2 separate regions of the Homo sapiens genome follow, and region 2 is linked to region 1. Evidence: chromatin contacts called from ENCODE Hi-C or POLR2A ChIA-PET data. All regions are on one chromosome and are shown on one strand. The core of a region is the stretch at or near the end of the contact, and the rest is flanking DNA. Distances in the headings are between cores, read along the strand shown. Region 1 holds the start of C2orf74-AS1 (C2orf74 antisense RNA 1). Region 2 has its middle 130 kb from the start of XPO1.

What was found. A loop is a pair of places that touch in the nucleus more often than their neighbours do. ChIA-PET counts read pairs that join two places held with the same protein, here RNA polymerase II (POLR2A). Pooled maps may share reads with other maps.
Region 2: a loop to region 1 is called in a map of dorsolateral prefrontal cortex, with 3 times the contacts of the local background. The contact joins the enhancer-like site here to the promoter of C2orf74-AS1 in region 1. A Hi-C loop is called at or near these places in 1 of 168 maps with a recorded cell type or tissue (dorsolateral prefrontal cortex) and 7 of 50 pooled maps. POLR2A ChIA-PET finds 5 or more read pairs at or near these places in 3 of 52 experiments (H1, activated T-cell and activated naive CD4-positive, alpha-beta T cell).

What each region holds. Positions count from the first base shown.
Region 1 is chr2:61,176,062-61,180,091 of GRCh38, reverse strand. C2orf74-AS1 (C2orf74 antisense RNA 1) reads left to right here and starts at 1,807. Exons shown (of 2, transcript NR_183879.1): 1 at 1,807-1,986. It also overlaps the pseudogene AHSA2P. RefSeq lists a silencer at 2,352-2,901.
Region 2 is chr2:61,669,240-61,673,269 of GRCh38, reverse strand. No RefSeq gene overlaps it. Among named protein-coding and RNA genes, the nearest start is that of XPO1, 130 kb to the right of the region's middle. RefSeq lists an enhancer at 2,037-2,276. Within about 2 kb of position 1,694, at least 26 of the 41 ENCODE cell types and tissues checked have a DNase peak (open chromatin) inside an H3K27ac peak, as active enhancers do; they include dorsolateral prefrontal cortex, where a contact is called at or near this core.

The sequences.
Region 1 (4,030 bases), core at 558-3,057:
CCACAGACCCCAAAAGTGGACACACCCAAAATGCCCGGCAACTGATAAATGGAGAAACAGAATGCAGTATATGCACCCGTGGAATATTCATCAGCTATAAAAAAGAATAAAGTGCTGCTACCTGACACAACACAGATGACCGTTGAACACATTATGAAGTAAAAGAAGGCAGACACCAAAAAACACATCCTACATGATTCATCTATGTGAAATGTTCAGAGGCCAATCCAGAGAAAACGGGTGAGCAGACACCAGGGACTGGGGAAGAGGAGGGCAACAAGAGTGACTGCTCATGGGTCCAGGGTTTTGTTTTGGGGTGGTGAAATGTTCCTAAATTGATTGTAGTGATGGCTGCACAACTCTGTGACTATACCGAAAACCAATAAATTATACACACTAAATGAGTGAATTATGTCTCAAAAAAGCCGTTTTTAAAAGAAATCCCTACCCTACTGAATGACAGAAAGAGGGAGCAGGACAGTAAGCAAAATAGTTTTGTAAAGCAAGTTTCAGTGCCTTGGGGAAAAATAAAGTAGGGAAGAAAGATGGCACAAGGCAGGAGTCTCCAAGGATGCACAGAGATGGCTTTACTCAGGACAAAGACCTGAAGGAGGCAGGCAGCTACCTGGGGGAAGAGTGCTCCAGGCAGCAATGCCGGGAGACTCCTGTTCACAAGGGCCTGGTAGAAGAGGGCCCAGCTGACAGCAATGAGCTCTAAGCAGCTGCGAGTGCTGCGAGAAGGGAAATCCCCATCCTTCTTGGCCCATGGAACTCAAGTGTGGCCAGAGTGTCAGGATCTACCAACGCTGATTCAGGAGCCAGTCAGTGTGCCAGGCCCATAGCAGGGGCTGTAAAAACATTCGCTGAATGATGAACGCACTTTGTCCCCAGCCCCACTAGTACCCTGAGGCCCCTGTTACCTTTCCAGCCCAGTTTGATGTTCCACTCATAGAAGAAAATCAGCTTTCCTTTGCGGCTGCTGCACGAAGCCTCCCCTTCCACCTGCTTCAACTCGTTGATCTCGCCGCGGCCAGCGTCATTCTCCACAACGATGCCCACCAGGAGCTCCTGGAACTTCCCTTTGGACAAGCTGGTGGCATCCCGCTCTGTCCTGCCAGGGACCAGAAAGTCGTGAATGGAAGCCCCAGCTGGGATCCACCTGCCTGGGTGCCAGGGTCACGTCCAAGCCCAGCCCAGATCGGCCCAAGTCCTCTCAAGCAGCCTCGAAACCTGCCAACCTCCAATGTGCTCCTCAAACCTGCTTTCTATCAAATTCTTTTCATCCTGCTCAGTTCTTTAAGATATTATTGTCCACTATGCAAGTAGTATTCTGTCTTAAAAACACTGGCTTATTTAAGGGAGGAGGATCTAGCTAGCTCGCCCACTGGAAATAGGCAAAGCCTAGGCCACAGGGAAAGTAGCAGTAGTGAACTAATCAGAATCATGACAATACCAGCTATCAAGTGTCTTCGCATATACATCGTCTAATGTAATCTTCCCAGGCAATATTCTCACTTTAGGGGACAGAAACGAGCTGAGAGAAATGACATGTCCATCGGGCCAAGGCTAGGACACTAGAAAGTCAGATCTAGCTCACGCCTGTAATCCCAGCACTTTAGTAGGCCCAGGCGGGCGGATCACGAGATCTGGAGTTCGAGAGCAGCCTGACCAACATGGTGAAACCCTGTCTCTACTAAAAATACAAACATCAGACGGACGTAGTGGCACGCATCTGTAGTCCCAGCTACTCATGAGGCTGAAGCAGGAGACTCGCTTGAACTCTGGAAGCTGAGGTTGCAGCGAGCCAAGATTGCCCATGCCCTCAGAGCTCCTCCGGACCAGCCAAGTCATGCTCCTCTGGGGACCGGCCTCAGCATCCCCTCGACGGCCTGGAGGGACCACAGCCCCGGCCAGAGGCGCAGGGCAGAGGACATCCCTTCCGGAGGTTCTGCGGCGGAGGGCTGCCGACCTCTCCCCACGCGCCAGGTGAGGCGCGTAAAGGAAGGGGAGCTTGTCTCACTCACAGAGGGCCCGGCTCGCGGGAGGCGCCTGCGGGGTGGGCGCGAACTGAGATCCAAATTTCTGCCCTTTCCACTACGTTCCATACCCCCGCCCCTAACACAGTCTCTCAATCCAGCTCCCTTCTAACTCCCCGAAACATCCAGAGGGGTGGGCGGGAGGAGAAGGGAAGGCCCTCAGGCCACAGACGGTGGGAGTGGAAAGGTCTGTCGGAAGTCACTCTTGGGGCCCAACCCAACTTTCAAAAAGAGGCAGCTGCAACCCTCCTAGCCGGTCTCCGTACTCAAGGACTCTCCCGAGCCGAGAGGCGAAGGCCGAGCCCTGCGTCCAGCAGCTGAGGGGGGGCGGCCCCCTGACCCCCTGGCCCCGCGGCCCCGCACAGACCCCAGGGCAGCCCCGGCTCCCGCGGCCCGGCCCTCCCCAGATCCCGGAAGGAGGCCGCCGCCAGCCGCGCCAGCGCCAGTTGTTCACGTTGGTCCCGTCCTCCCGCTCCTCCACGATCCAGTGGGGGTTCCCCTGGCCCCACTTGGCCATGGCGGCGTGGACTGGGCGGAAAACAAGGAAAGGCCGCGGCGCCTAAGGCTCCGAAGCCAGCGTTTCCGGCCGCCGAGCCCCGGGGCGGCGCGTTCGCAGCTCCCAGAAACTGCCAGAAGGCCCCGCCCCCGGCCCCGCCCCGCCCTGCCGCGGCGCGCCCGGGAGCCCCAGCCGGGATCTGGGAGGCGGGTCGCGCGGGGACGCGGGGACGCGGGGACGCGCGGGCGGGGAGGGGCTGGGGCCGCCGGGGTTCCGCTGCGCGTCTCCTAACGCTAGGGCGGGACGGGGCTGTCTGGGCCGCCTGCGAAGGGCGGAGGGCGCTGCAAGTCCCGCGGTGCTGGCGGGCTCGTGATTCCCGGCGCCGGGAAGCAGGGCGCTGAGTAGCGGGTGCCTGAGAGTCCAACCGGCAGTGTAGACGCGACACCGCCGTCAGGTGGCCTCGGCAGGCTCCCTATAGCTCTCGAGGACACGACCTCGAACGCCCAGGTCGCTGTAAGACCGGCCTTTGGGGCCACAGCGCGCACACGTCACACCGTTTGCGGATTTCGCCTAAGAGCGAGTCCGCGCCCAGTTGCCGCGCTGCGGTTTTTTCCGCGACGCAGTCTCTCGCCCTCCCCCCTTCCCGGCACCTTTCCAACTAGTCCCATGTTACTGCGGGAGTATTTCCATTTTATTCACGTAATAATCCTTTAGAGAGAACGAAAGAATGTGATTGCAAACGCATGTTACTGCAAACTGATGCACTTTATCATGGAGTATTAATGATTCCTTTCACGAATTTTCGGCTTCTAGCTAAAACTTTGCACGAACTATTTGGACAATGTTACTGGGGTGTTCTCTGCTAACTACATGGGTAGTTAGCACAGAAATGGGTAGAACAGTGAAAAGGTGGAAGCATCTGACTGTTCTCTTCCCCTGTGCCGACCTGTCCTTTGCCTGCGGTCATCCACGAAATACACTCACGAGTGGAGACATTTTCTCCATTTGCCTACCGGAGCTACCACCTTCCAACATTATCTTCCAGAAAGCTACAACAGTCATGTAAACACACTGCTTAAAGGCGTTTTGACCTCAAAACAAAAAGACGTTTTGATTTCACCTTTCACACTTCACTAAAGCAGCTATAACAGAGTCACATGAAGGAGCAGCGTGGTGGGGTTGCCTGATCTTAAGAAGCCTCATTTCCGCTGCTAAGGAGCTTGCACTTGGCCATACAGGCAATGGGCAACCACTGAGGCAACCTAAATGGAGAAATGACACGATCAGATGTGTTCTAGAACAATCAGTCTTGGCCGGGCGCGGTGGCTCACGCCTGTAATCCCAACACTTTGGGAGGCCGAGGCGGGCGCATCACGAGGTCAGGAGATCGAGACTATCATGGCTAACACGGTGAAACCCCGTCTCTACTAAAAATACAAAAAAAAAAACTAGCTGGGCGTGGTGGCGGGCGCTTGTAGTCCCAGCTACTCGGGAGGCT
Region 2 (4,030 bases), core at 445-2,944, 490 kb before region 1:
CTGTCATCCAGGCAGGGGTGCAGTGGCGCAATCTCAGCTCACTGTAACCCCCGCCTCCCAGGCTCAAGCAATTCTTGTGCCTCAGCCTCCCAAGTAGCTGGGATTATAGGTGTGTGCCACCATGCCCGGCTAATTTTTGTATTTTTTGTAAGTTCAAGCAATTCTCCTGCCTCAGCCTCCCGAGTAGCTGGGTTTACAGGCGCCTGCCACCATGCCTGGCTAATTTTTGTATTTTTAGTAGAGACAGAGTTTCCCCATGTTGGCCAGGCTGGTCTTGAACTCCTGACCTCAGCCTCCCAAAGTGCTAGGATTACAGGCATGAGCCACTGCGCCGGGCCTGGAATTATTATATAAAAAACTTTTTTATATTCCTAGAAATCTGTAAGGCAAAAATAAAAAATAAAGACAGAAAAAGAAAAAAAAACTAACTTTTTACTTCTCCGAGTATTTTTCACTACTTTTCATAGTATTTAAATGTTTATGTTTATGATTATTCTTATCATCATTATTATTATTATTATTTTGAGACGGAGTCTCACTCTGTCGCCCATTCTGGAGTGCAGTGGCAAGATCTCGTCTCACTGCAACCTCTGCCTCCCAGGCTCAAGTTAGTCTCCTGCCTCAGCCTCCCGAGTAGCTGGGATTACAGGTGTGTGCCACCATGTCTGGCTAATTTTTTTGCATTTTTGGTAGAGATGGGGTTTCGCTATGTTGCCCAGGCTGGTCTTGAACTCCTGGCCTCAAATGATCTGCCCGCCTCGGCCTCCCAAAGTGCTGGGATTGCAGGCATGAGCCACTGCACCCAGCCTTATTTATTTTTCAATTTAAAAAATGATACAAAAATGTCATCAAGAAAATTTTTTTTCTTTAATGGATTCATGCTTTTTAGGACAACATTCAAGGCTCTTCAAAATGAGCCCCTAGCCCCACAATTTCACCTCTACCATTCCCATCCACCCTTCCCTCACCCAGAATTATCCTAGGTGATGCTTTTCGTTCTATTTCACTCCCTCCACCATTCCTCTCACTGGAATGTCTTCCCTCCTCCTGTATTAATCAAAATAATACTCATCTTCCCGGGAAGCCCAGGCATGACTTCCCTTTCTCTGGGATGCTTGTGCTCCCATCTGAATTAAATTGTCCCTCCTTGGTGCTGAGGCGGTAGTTTGTTTACACCTCTAGCAGAGCACAGTTTGGCTTGCACTATTGTCACTTGTGTCTAGTGTCTCCCTTGCCAGCATTTATTCTCCACTTTCCTTGCCTCTTCTGTGAAATAAATGTTCATTTCAAAATATTTATTCAGAGCATTGCATGTTCCATACATAAATCCACGCTTAAATTATTCAGCTCCTGGAGATACACAGCTCAGCCATGTGGGCAATTACTTCAAGTCACAAAATGCTATTTTGTATTAATTTGTATTTGAAGAGAGTGCAGGAATGCATTAAACATGTCTATAGCTGTCTGGTGTTTATTCACTGACAATGAGCCGGAATTATTACTTCACTTTAAGCCTTTCTCTGGTGATTTGTTTACAGAGAGTTGTGCTAAATAGCTGAATTGTTGTCATGACCCTTTGCCTAGATCTTTTCAAAACAGTCATTAGATTTGTGTTTTACATAACACATACACACACAAAATCTCATAACCAGGAGGAAAACTGAAAACAATTTAGAATTTTAAACTTCAGCATGAGTTAAGATTAGGTTTACGGTAATGGGGATAGCCCATGATTTTGTAACTCAACAATAATATAATTTTTGCCACTTGAAAGTACTAAGTTTCTGTGGTTGCCAAAAGTAAACTGTGACAGTGTGTAGAATGAACTAATAACTGTAAATGAACTTGATCAGTAGGGCTCCTCCCGGTAAATCAAATAATTAGTCAATTTTTGCTGTGTTGGAGACTACAGTTTCAGGTCCCCAAGTGGGAGTAGCTCTTAAAGCAAAAGTGGCAGCGCATTATCATTTGTAAATTTCCACTAACAAGCAAGCCTGACTGTGTCTTTTGGCAGCCAGGGCTGTGACCTTTCTAACAGCCCAGTGTTTGTCATTGTTTTGTTTATGAGCATCTATATATGCCAGGGAAGATCTGGGGAGAGAGATTCAGAAAAAGAAAACTGAAACTAAGAAGGAAATCAAAAGCAAAAAGCCAGAAACTACTTCTTTAGCCTTTTCTTTATGATCTTAGGACTTCAGGGACCTTGAAAGATTGATTTCCTTTCACTCAAGTTTCTCATAAAATTAGCTTTGGCTCATACATCTGTTACACAGTAGTTAATTTTACAAGATAAGCAGTACAGGGGAAATGTATCTGAGGGAAAAATCGAGTGCTGGAAGCTCAAGAGACACTTATAAGGTCACAGAACAAAGCTAGTAAGTAAAATGGTCCTACTATAGACCTGCAAATAGCAAAGGGTCTGCCTTGGGTTAATTTCAGTATATCTTTCATGACATTTCACTTTTCTTCTCCAGCAGCATTAAATATAAGTGGGCTTTACTGAACCTGTTCTGAGAGAGCCTTTTGAATTGCTCAGCCAAAGAGCAATCATGATTCAAGTTCATGAAATGTGAACTTTGTATTTTAGCATCCACTTCCCTGTAATGATCTCAAGACTGTACTAGCCACAGCAATGAATGTATTAACCAGTTCTTCATGTTCACAGCTACTTATGCCATTCTTAGATACTAAATGTGCTTTCACAAAAGCACCACTGGCTATCCCACTAGTAGCAATTATTAGTAGTCTTTTAAATTCAATCTTCTCGCCCAATATAAGGAGTCCCAGAGGTTGGCTGGGCGTGGTGGCTCACACCTGTAATCCCAATAGTTTGAGAGGCCGAGGCAGGTGGATCACCTGAGGTCAGGAGTTCGAGACAAGCCTGGCCAACATGGTGAAACCCTGTCTCTACTAAAAATACAAAAAAATTATCCAGGCATGGTGGTGAGAGCCTGTAATCACAGCTACTCAGGAGGCTGAGGCAGGAGAATCACTTGAACCTGGTAGTTGGAGGTTGCAGTGAGCCAAGATGGCGCCACTGCACTCCAGCCTGGGCGACAAAAGCAAAACTCCATCTCAAAAAAAAAAAAGAAGTCCCAGAGGCTCAGAAAGGCTCCTAACGATCTAGCAGGTTGTTTGAGAGCAGCGCTGGAATAAGAACTAGGTATCTCAGCTAATCTAGACTCCTAATCTAGAGCTCTTTCTAATCTGGCTGACTAAACGCCAGAATAATTTCTCACTTACACAGTCAGAAAAAGTCTCTGTGAATTAATCTTTTTATTTGGATATGTTAGTCTTTTATTATAAAATATGCAAAAGGCTGATTTAACATCAATATATATCAGCATTGGGGAAATGCTCACAAATAAACTTCCTTAAGAATTTTAAGGCCGGGCGTGGTGGCTCACACCTGTAATCCCAGCACTTTGAGAGGCTGAGGTGGGCAGATCGCTTGAACTCAGGAGTTTGAGACCAACCTGGGCAACATGGTAAAACCCCATCTCTACTAAAAATACAAAAACTAGCCAGGCATGGTGGTGTGTGCCTGTGGTCCCAGCTACTAATAGTTAATCTCATTCCTTTTATTATGTTAATTCACTTATTTCTTCATTCCAACAAATATTTGTTCAGTGCCTACTATGTATCGAGCCCTTTTTAGGTACTTTGGATGCAGGGGTGAACAAAAAGGACACGAATCCCTGCTCTCAGGGAGCTTACAGACAATATAATGTGGATAGCTTTTGCCTTCTGCTGAAGTAATCCTTAAATTAACACCCTCTTAAGAATTCATTATTGGCCGGGCGCGGTGGCTCATGCCTGTAATCCCAGCACTTTGGGAGGCCGAGGCGGGTGGATCACGAGGTCAGGAGATTGGGACCATTATGACTAACACGATGAAACTCAGTCTGTACTAAAAATACCAAAAAAAAATTAGCTGGGCACGGTGGCGGACGCCTGTAGTCCCAGCTACTTGGGAGGCTGAGGCAGGAGAATGGCATGAACCGGGGAGGCAGAGCTTACAGTGAGCCAA